3 separate regions of the Homo sapiens genome follow, and regions 2 and 3 are each linked to region 1. Evidence: chromatin contacts called from ENCODE Hi-C or POLR2A ChIA-PET data. All regions are on one chromosome and are shown on one strand. Each heading gives the region's core, a stretch centred on a gene start or an enhancer-like site at or near the end of the contact. The rest is flanking DNA. Distances are from core to core; before and after follow the strand shown.

What was found. Hi-C counts contacts between places; a loop is a spot of excess contacts on that map. ChIA-PET counts read pairs that join two places held with the same protein, here RNA polymerase II (POLR2A).
Region 2: a map of sigmoid colon shows a loop between it and region 1 (1.8-fold over the local background). The contact joins the promoter of LINC01944 here to the enhancer-like site in region 1. A Hi-C loop is called at or near these places in 1 of 168 maps with a recorded cell type or tissue (sigmoid colon). POLR2A ChIA-PET finds 5 or more read pairs at or near these places in 1 of 52 experiments (H1).
Region 3: a loop to region 1 is called in a map with no recorded cell type, with 6 times the contacts of the local background. The contact joins two enhancer-like sites. A Hi-C loop is called at or near these places in 1 of 37 single-sample maps with no recorded cell type. POLR2A ChIA-PET finds 5 or more read pairs at or near these places in 2 of 52 experiments (OCI-LY7 and activated naive CD4-positive, alpha-beta T cell).

The regions. Positions count from the first base shown.
Region 1 is chr5:172,902,469-172,905,565 of GRCh38, forward strand. All of the region lies in intron 3 of ERGIC1 (endoplasmic reticulum-golgi intermediate compartment 1), which reads left to right. Among named protein-coding and RNA genes, the nearest start is that of MIR10523, 11 kb to the right of the region's middle. RefSeq lists enhancers at 1,678-2,635, 2,116-3,097 and a silencer at 2,138-2,432. Within about 2 kb of position 1,548, at least 33 of the 41 ENCODE cell types and tissues checked have a DNase peak (open chromatin) inside an H3K27ac peak, as active enhancers do; they include sigmoid colon, where a contact is called at or near this core.
Region 2 is chr5:172,557,517-172,560,613 of GRCh38, forward strand. LINC01944 (long intergenic non-protein coding RNA 1944) reads right to left here and starts at 1,498. Exons shown (of 3, transcript NR_146726.1): 1 at 1,423-1,498; 2 at 351-579.
Region 3 is chr5:172,602,206-172,605,302 of GRCh38, forward strand. No RefSeq gene overlaps it. Among named protein-coding and RNA genes, the nearest start is that of NEURL1B, 38 kb to the right of the region's middle. RefSeq lists an enhancer at 302-880. Within about 2 kb of position 1,499, at least 9 of the 41 ENCODE cell types and tissues checked have a DNase peak (open chromatin) inside an H3K27ac peak, as active enhancers do.

The sequences.
Region 1 (3,097 bases), core at 298-2,797:
ACGGGTTTATGTCTCAGACAGCTCACCCCTTGTGAAGATGGGTTTGGTGTGGGGCCACCCAGAGGCCAAAGCCCTGGTGGGAGCTGGGGGATGACCCAAGTCAGAGGGGCCGAGGGTGCTGGGACTTTGGCTTTGGAGCAGGGGTGGGCAGAACCCGGTGACTGGCTGTCGAGGGATGTATTTTAGACATCCACCTGGTTGGTAATAGATGCACATACTTTTACCTGGACGACTCAGGATTTGAAACTCAAGGCTCCGGAGCACGTGCTTGCAGAATCTCCATCCCTCCCTCCACCCCACCCCAAGCCCTTGCGGCAGGCCTCACCGCCGCCTAAGTTTCCATTCGATCAAATTTTGAAGCATAGAGGTCAGAGACTTCAGGCAGGAATCTGAACTATTTAAGTGCTCTTCAAAAAGCAAATAAAATTGTTTTGTATAGATGTCATCGAACTCATGCCTCAGACTAGAATTTCAAGGCCCTCCACCACATTCCATTTACACTCCCCCCACCCACACCTCCCCAGGCCCTTGCGTACCTCTCCCTACAAGGCCACTGTCCACCCACACCCCCACCCTCCCACGCACTCGCCTGACTCCCTGACGCCATCTGGCGTCCCCCACCTGGAATGTGCTCCCGACTGCTCCACCAGCGCGTGCCTTCCCTGCATCCTGGGAGTTCTGCTGAGGACTCCCTCCTCCACTCAGGCTCATTCCACTGAAGTTTGTGAGCACACGCTCTGTGCTGAGGCTCAGGGAGCCCTCGTCCTGGGGGTGTTGACGGGAGTGGGAGAGGCTTGTGGGACAGACGCAACTGGACCCCTAAGCACCCCTGTACCCTGCAGGCACCTGGGCCCTGGTGGGAGGGGACACACCTGAAGATTATGAAAAAGGACTAGGATGCCTGCATCACATGTCCACTGAGGGCCACCGGCCCCTCAGCTTTTCACCGATTCCCATCCCATCCAGGCAGTGCAATGCCTTGGAAAGAGCATGGGCTCTGGGCCCCCTGTCCCTGGGCTCAGATCCTGCCTCTGCCTCCTCTTGGTCCTATGATCTTGGCCAGCCAGCTGTGCTCCTCTGAGCCTGGTTTCATCGACGTGAAGGGAGAATAGTACCCTTATTAAACACTGGATCAACTCCTTGAGCATCGATATTAATAATAATGATAAAAACCATGGACATTTATTGAGCACTTACTGTTTACTAAGACCACACTTAGCATTGCTCTTGTTCTCATTTGATCTTCTCAGCAACCCCATAGCAACCCCTATGATTGTCCCCATTTTACATCTGGGGAAACTGATGGATGGGAAGCCCCTTGCCCAAGTCAATCAGCCAAGAGGTGGCAGAGCCAGGATTCGAACCCTGGTAGCCTAGGCTTTGAACCCTGGTAGCCTAGGCTTCGAACCCTGGTAGCCTAGGCTTCCCCTGCACTGCTGTATTTTCTTTACCAAGAAGGGTGTGGAATCGGCCCTCAAGAGAGAGATGAGTCTCACACATACACACACACACACACACACATTGACTCACACTAACATACACACACTCACTCACTCTCCTGCCCTGGGGCAGCCAACAGCTTGACCTGGCAGTCATCCAGCAGCCCTGTGAAGTAGACGGAATCTTTATCCTTATTTTCCTCTTTTTCTCTCCTTTCCTCTCTCCCTCCTTCCTTTCCTTTCTTATTTTCTTATTTTAGTGAGGTATGTGTAACTTACATACAGCAAAGCATACAAATATTAAGGTAGAGGCCTGATGAATTTTCACCTGTGTTTACACACGTAACCATCACTCTGATGAAGACATAATACATTCTGTCACCAAAGAAGGGTCCCTTGAGCCCCTCCCAGTCAGTAGCCCCCACCACTATTATTCTGACTTCCATTGCCATAGATTAATTTTGCTGATTTTCGAACCGATTGAAAGCTTTTCCAGTTTTACAGATGAGGAAACTGAGGCTCAGAGAGGTGAAGCAGTGTGTCCTAGGTCTCCCAGCTCCTAAGTGGCAGAGCCAGGAGGTGAGCCCACACCGGTCTGCCACTGCCCCCATAGGCCTTCCCACTGCCCACACTGGTGACAGGGGAGTCAGGCCCATGGAAGTCCTCAAACCACAATGAATCCACAAAAAACATTTCCTTTTCTTCCAGGTGGGTTGATTTCTGGCAGCCCGTTGGCCTTTTAAAATCAGTTCAGCCCTAGCCAATGAAGTTAGTTAGCCTTGGCAGGCCCCTGCCATGGGGTGGTTGTGGGTGAGCTCGTGGCGCTGGCTGGGGTGGCAGGAAGCCAGCAGCCCTGGAACATTTGCCTTGGACACGAAGGCGAAGGCGGCTTTATTGACCTCATCAGGCAGCCCAGGTGATTGAATTGTGTTTATCTCACAGCCTGGGGCCCTCCAGGAAGGAGCCTGGGAGCAGCCAGTTCTGGCCTTACATAACCAGCCTGGCCAGAGCGCCTCAGGCCGTCCCTGCCCAGCACCGCAGCCCCCTTGTTCTGGGTGGCCCTCTAGCCCTGCGGAGCCTGTTCTCTGCTTATTCTGGTTAGGAAGACAGGGACCCACGCCTGGGAGAGGCTTCTTGGGGCCTTGTGGGTGAGCTCACCTTGGCGCCACACCTGGGATTCACTTTGCTCTTGGCTGAGGTCACCTCCAGAGGGTTGCCAGTGGATGACATCATCCCACAATCCCTCAGTGCTGTGCGGAGGCCCAGCCTCGCCAGGTGGGAAAGGTGAGTTGCTTCAAGGAAGAGTCTCAGGCAGCTTCCTGGCTGGGAAGGGAAGCCCAGGCTCTCCTTAGTTGACTGTGTGTTAATCACCCAGCAATTTCATTACTCAACAGCTCTCCAGAGTTGCACATTACAGCTGGGGTAGAAATTGGGTGCTGAAGGCCAGGCAGAGCATTTGGCTGTAGGGAGGCCGATCCTCCTCGGGCCTGTTACCGGCGGGTCTTTGTTCTTAGACCTGGGGTTCTTGGCCTCACGGATTCCAAGGAATGGAACGTTGGGCCATGCGGTGAGTGTTACAGCTCTATTGGAAGCCGTGGGTCACGGAAGAGAACTGTGGAACCCAGCGACTAGTGTGCAGCTCATTTAGGACAAACCCG
Region 2 (3,097 bases), core at 248-2,747, 350 kb before region 1:
AATTTGGGGTTGGGGTGTGTTTTCAGGTTCATGCTCTGCTCTTCTTATCCCACAGAGTTTGACAGAGCTAAGCCAAGCCAGAGTTACGCTGACACACAAAAATGACACAGGCTAAATCACAAACCCTGCAAAGGCTGCTGAGTTTCATCATCCCCGTCCCAAAGGCAAGCCCCTCTTCCCTTGAGTAAGGATACCTAATGTGTGTCAGGGGATTCACCAGATGCAGACAGGAACCAAGCCCCATCCTGCCCTAGAAGAGCCTGCAGGCCGGTGAGGAGGGCAGACAACTTTCACCCAGGACAAAAGTTGCTAAGAGAATAAAGAGACATCACATTTTCTTGAGTACTCACTATGCACCAGGAGTTGTTCCAAGATCCCAATTAGCAGTAACGCATTTAAACCTCAGAGCAGCTCAACATGGTAGAGGTGTGTTCCCATCCACAGCACTGCACTGACACCAGACAGCCTGGGAGGGCTGTGGGAGCCAGACTGGGTATGACTCTGTGGCCTGGGGTCAGATGTCTGCAGCTTCCCAGAGAAGAACACACTTGATTGAGCCTTGTTGGGGTGAAGAAGCACCTGACAAGTGGAAAATAATTCCAGGCAGAAGGACCAGTGTGGGCCAAGAAAGGCACATGTGGTCCTGTGGTGTACTCTCAACCACCCAGGTCCTATTATCGTGCCCATTTTCAGAGATCAGTGAGGTTGAGCAAGTTGCCCAGGGACACACAGGAGACTGTTCAGATTTTCACTCCTGGTCACCAACTACTGGGTCTACTGCCTCCAGACAATGCAGGTCACAGGGGCACATCATATGGGACCTCCTGGAGGGCTCGTTCTCATCTCAGATGTCAGGAGGCACGGCCCAGAACGTGCAGGGCCCTGAGATCTGTGCTCAGCGGCTTGGACTGGAGGCTGAGTAGACCAGTTGTGAGCAGGCTCTGGAGGCTATGGCCCCAGCAGCCCTAGTGGCTTAGCAGGAAGACCACAGCCTGCACCAGCCACTCACTTCCAGACCCCACACCAGAGGCCCCTGAAAGGGGGCAGGATGTGCCTCTGGACTTGCAGACACCCACCCCCCATGACAGTCCTCCAGGGGCCCATCAATCCCCACAGCCTTTCCTTCTTCTTCAAGGGCCTCCGCCCTAGAGAGGGACTTTTTCGTGAGAAAACAGAGGTGCCTTACCCCACCCAGTTCCCCTTCCACACTGGGAAGGCAGGGCTCGGAAGGCAGGGCTCAGACCGCAGGGAGGGATGGAGAAGGGGGAGCTCGGAGGCTGCTGGAATGAACTGGGCTGGGGGTGGGAGGCATTTCTGTAAAGGAGGACTCGAGGCCTCCAGGGGCTGGGGCGGGAGGCAGTCAGGCTGCTCGAGATTCTGGCCACTTGGCGCAGTCATATTTCAGAGCCTCGGCTTCCTCACCTGTAACCTGGGGACAGTGGTCGTTCCTTGAGGCACGCCAGGAGGGGAGAATGAAGCGGAATATGGAAAGGGCCTCCCCTTTAGTAGCTGTTCCCGGCACAAGGAGTTTGGGTGGTGGGTCCCCGGGAGGACCTATTTATTGTTAGTATGAGCCATGACGGCAATCATCTAGCAATGCCTGCTGCGGCACGAGACCAGAATGGCGGACACGGTGGAGAAAGGCAGCCCTGGTTGAACTCAGCCGCACGGGGCTGTTTTCCTTCTGCTGGTGGCTGCGGCTGGGGGGTGGAGGGGGCGGGTGGGGGCTGAGCTCAGCTCTTAGCTGGAGATGTCTCAGCATCTGATGTGACACTGCTGTTGTTTTTGGCTTCACATCCAAGACTCTTTCGCGGCTAATTACTCACTGTCTTGGGAGACTGGCCCAGGAACCTGAGAAAGGAGAGAGGAGAGAGAGTGCCGGTTTCTGTTTTGCAACCAGTTAAGGAGGCAGCAGTGCTGGGACCCATGGACCTGGCTGGAAGGAATAAAGTCTTTTGCACGCTCTCAGCTTTATTGAGATATAATCCACGTACAATAAAATTCACAGTTTGGATAAACCTACTAAAAACCTACAAAACCCACAAAACCAAAAAATCATCACCCCCCCCCATCAAGATTTAGAATCTCTCCAATAACATTTCCTCTTGCCCCATCTGTCAATACCCACTCTGCCCTAACTAATCACTAATCTGCCTTCTGTCACTATGTGTTGGTTTCACCTTTTCTAAAATTTTATATGGATGAAATCACCTAGGATGGACTCTTTGGCATCAGGCTATTTTCATGCCACGAAATGTTTCTGAGATTCACCTACATTGCTGAGTGAATCACAGGTCCATTCCTTTTTTTTTTTTTCTTTCGAGATGGAGTCTTGCTTTGTCGCCCAGTCTGGAGTGCAGTGGCGCGATCTCGACTCACTGCAACCTCCGCCTCCCAGGTTCAAGCAATTCTCCTGCCTCAGCCTCCCGAGTCGCTGGGATTATAGGGACCCACCACCACGCCTGGCTAATTTTTGTATTTTTAGTAGCTGGGATGACAGGCGTGCACCCCTACACGCGGTTAATTTTTGTATTCTTAGTAGAGATAGGGTTTCACCATATTGGCCAGGCTGGTCTCGAACTCCCAACCTCAAGTGATCCACCCCCCCCGGGCCTCCCAAAGTGCTGAGATAACAGGCGTGAGCCATCACACCCGGCCGGGTCCATTCCTTTTTAGTGCCAAGTTGTATTGCATTTATGTGGACACGACACAATTAATTTACTCATTCATTTACTAATAACCATTTTAGGTTGTTTCCAGTCTTTGGGTGAACATATGCTCTCATTTCTCTTGAGTAAATACCAGGAGAGTAAATATCAGTGGAGTTATTAGTGCATATTATAAATGTATGTTTAGTTTTATAAGGAACTTCCAGTCTTTTCCCAAAGAGGCTGTACATTTTACACTCCCATCAGCAATGTCTAAGAGTTCTAGTTACTCCATATCCTTGCCATCACTTGATATTGGAAATCTTTTAAATTTTAGCCATGTTGTTAGTAGGGGTTAGTAGGTATCTTACTGTGGTTTCAATTTGCATTTCTCCGGTGATTAATAATGTTAAGTATCTTTTCACAGGCTTGCATCTCATATGGGATTT
Region 3 (3,097 bases), core at 249-2,748, 300 kb before region 1:
TAAAATGGACGTGCAATTGGACCAGGCCTTTAAATCTAGGATGATTATTCATTTTTAATCAGTCACACTTTGGCTTGGGACACCATAAGAGTAGCTGGATTGGTTGATACCATCAGAATGCTTGCCTTTGTTCCCCAGACCCTAGCCTGACCCCACTGTGACCCCCTCCAGTCCCTGCTTGAGCTCCTCCTGTTACAACTTTGCCCCCATAAGAAGCAATCCAAGCCCTCTGTCCAGGCATCGTGATCTTTGGAGCTCTGCCTCCTGCCTGCTGTCCCAGCTACTGTCGCCAAAAAAGGAAGAATGGGTCCAGCCTGGACCTTGGGCTCATCTCAGGTCCCCAGTGGAGTCAGCATCCCCAAAACCACAGAGATCCCTCAACAGAAACAGGAACTGTCGGGAGAGGGACCCAGGACATGGTCACTTAAGGCCAAGTGTCAAATACCCACTCTACCCTATCCCAAGGCCCCCTGGTTGTGTTCCCTCGGGCAAGTCCCTTCACTCTCTGAGCCTCCATTTCTCCGTCTGTGAAATGGGAGCATTGATAACTGTCGCCCCGTGGGATAGCAGCAGGAGGTCTGTGTTCAGCAGACATCTTCCCCTCCTTGTCCTGCCAGAGTGGCGGGGCTGACGTGGCAACGGTTGCCTCACCCTCCTGTACTTCCCTCCCCTCCTCCCTTCTCCCTCTAGGCTTCCTTAGACGCCCCTCATCCTGGTGACCCCTTGCATGTGCCCAGTGTCCCTCCAGGCCCCCTCGGCCCACATGGAGGGCACTTTCCCAGCCCAGGCGACTCCGGGACAAATGGATTTTGGAAAGAGCCTAGCCCTGCCTCCTGCCAGTGCCTTGGAGAAGACAAAGAAACAGGGGTCAGGGAGGGGACAGGGAGGGGGCAGGCAAGCCCTGTCCCAGCAGCCTTGGGGCCCCTGGCCGGGCAGGGTTTCCGTGAGCGGTTCTCCATTGCTCCCAAAAATAACCAAGTGTGTATCTCGTCGGCCTCACGCCGCAGATGTTTAGGATAAACCTTCGTAAATCTCTGTTAGAAAAATGCTGAAAATCAGAGGAACGTGGCAATGGCCACAGACTCACAATTTCTCTCTCTCATCTCTGTTTCTAACTCCATCTCTCTTCTCTCTCCATCTCTGTCTCTCTGTGTTCTTTCTCTCTTGTTCTCTGAGTGTCGCCTTCTCTGTCTGTCTCACTATCCCTTTCATTTCTTCCTTTCCTCAGCTCTTTCCCCCGTTATTAAGCCATGAGAGAGGCCTCAGCCTACCAGACGCCCACGGAGCACATATTTTAATGCGCCTTCACAGTCTTCCAGAAAAACAGATGCAACATCTACGACATTCTTCCTGCTCGCTGCAACAGCAATTAAAGAGAGGATTGGGTGAGGGGGGAGGCCTGGGGAGAGGATGCGGGGAGAGGAGAAAAGAAAAGCTCCTTGTCGGGGCTGCTTCTCAACAAAGGGAGTCGACGGTGCACGGGGCTGCTTGTGTGACCGTCTAGCACTATGACATCTTTCTCCCGGAACGTCAGCTTGGGGAGGGTGGCTGGGCTGATGGTGGCTCGGTCAGCAAAGCCTGGCATTGGAGAGGCAGTCAGGGTAACCAGGGCCCAGGCTGGGGCTTTCTTTGCCAACATGATGTTGGGAGAGAGCACAGGATTCTGAGCCCTGCGTTCGGAGCCAGGCTACTTGGGCCTATTGGAACCCAGGCAGCTTCAACCCATTCACTCCCTCACTCATTTGTTCATTCGACAAGCATGTGCAAAATCTACAGCTGTGTGGCAGGACCACGGGGTAAATCATTACAGCACAATACGAGGGCGAGTGTGAACAAGGGTCACCTGGTGGTCCCAGTGGCCCTTCCAGGGGAGATGGCTCAAGTCTGAAGGGTGAGAAAGGCTTAGGTGAACGGGGTGGGATGGGCAGGAGTCTCCATGAGGAACTGAACTCCCACAGAGAGCACTGCAATTTACAAATGAGAAAACCAAGGATGCCCAAGAAGCTGAGAACCCAATGAGTTTGCACAGGATGGCAGAAGACCTTCAAGAAGGTATGGAAGGTTGTCCAGACCCCAGCATCATCCGTGCTGCCATCAACCAGAGCTCAGCCTCAGACGCCAACAGGGGAAGACAGAGGCCATAAGTAAGTGAGGCTCACCAGCCAGGGACCAGCACAGAACTCAAGGATGTATGCCCGTCAATGAGGGTACCAAAGATTGCCATGTGTGACTGATTGCCCAAGTTTTCATGAGAAGATCAGATATGCAGACTTTTTTAAAAAAAGGTGAAATATTATTTTCAAATGATGGTGACTTAGTTACTCTTTAAAATATTGATGGGCCAAGCTAAATCCATCGGCAGGGCATGTGGGGTCCTCGGCTGCTGTTTGTTAACCTTTGGTTCATTCTGAAGTACCACGTGACAGCAGGCTCCACCTAAGCCCAGCATTTAGTAAGAGGCAGGCCTGATCTTCGTGGTCCCTCCAGAAGCCTTGTTTCCAGAGGGCATGTCAGTACCCACTTGAGCAAACTCAGGCCCCAGCACCCTGGCAAAGTCGATAGGCCTTGCCTTCTGCTTTCAGCCTTGGGCTTGAATCCTAACCCTGATGCTAAATAGTTGTGAAATCCTGAGCAAGTCCCGTATTTCTTTATCCTTCACCTGATTCCAAAGAGTGTTTAAGGTTCTTCTATGAACACATTAGCAATGCAAAATGTGGCCAGGTGCAGTCACTCAGGCCTGTAATCCCAGCACTTTGGCAGGTGGATTGCTTGAGCTCAGGAGTTCGAGATCATCCTGGGCAACATGGCGAGAACTCATCTCTACAAAAAATGCAAAAATACCAAAAAAAAATTATCCAGGCATGATGGTGCACACCTGTAGACCCAGCTACTAGGGAGGCTGAGGTGGGAGAATCACTTGAGCCTGGGAAGTCGAAGCTGCAGTGAGCTGTGATTGAGCCACTGCACTCCAGCCTGGGTGACAGAGAGTGAGACCCTGTCTCAAAAAAGGAAAAAAAAAAGGGAAAATGTTATATAGATAAATAGAATCAAGCAGGAGGTCAGAATCTTTGGAAAATAAGAGACACCAAGTAATGGA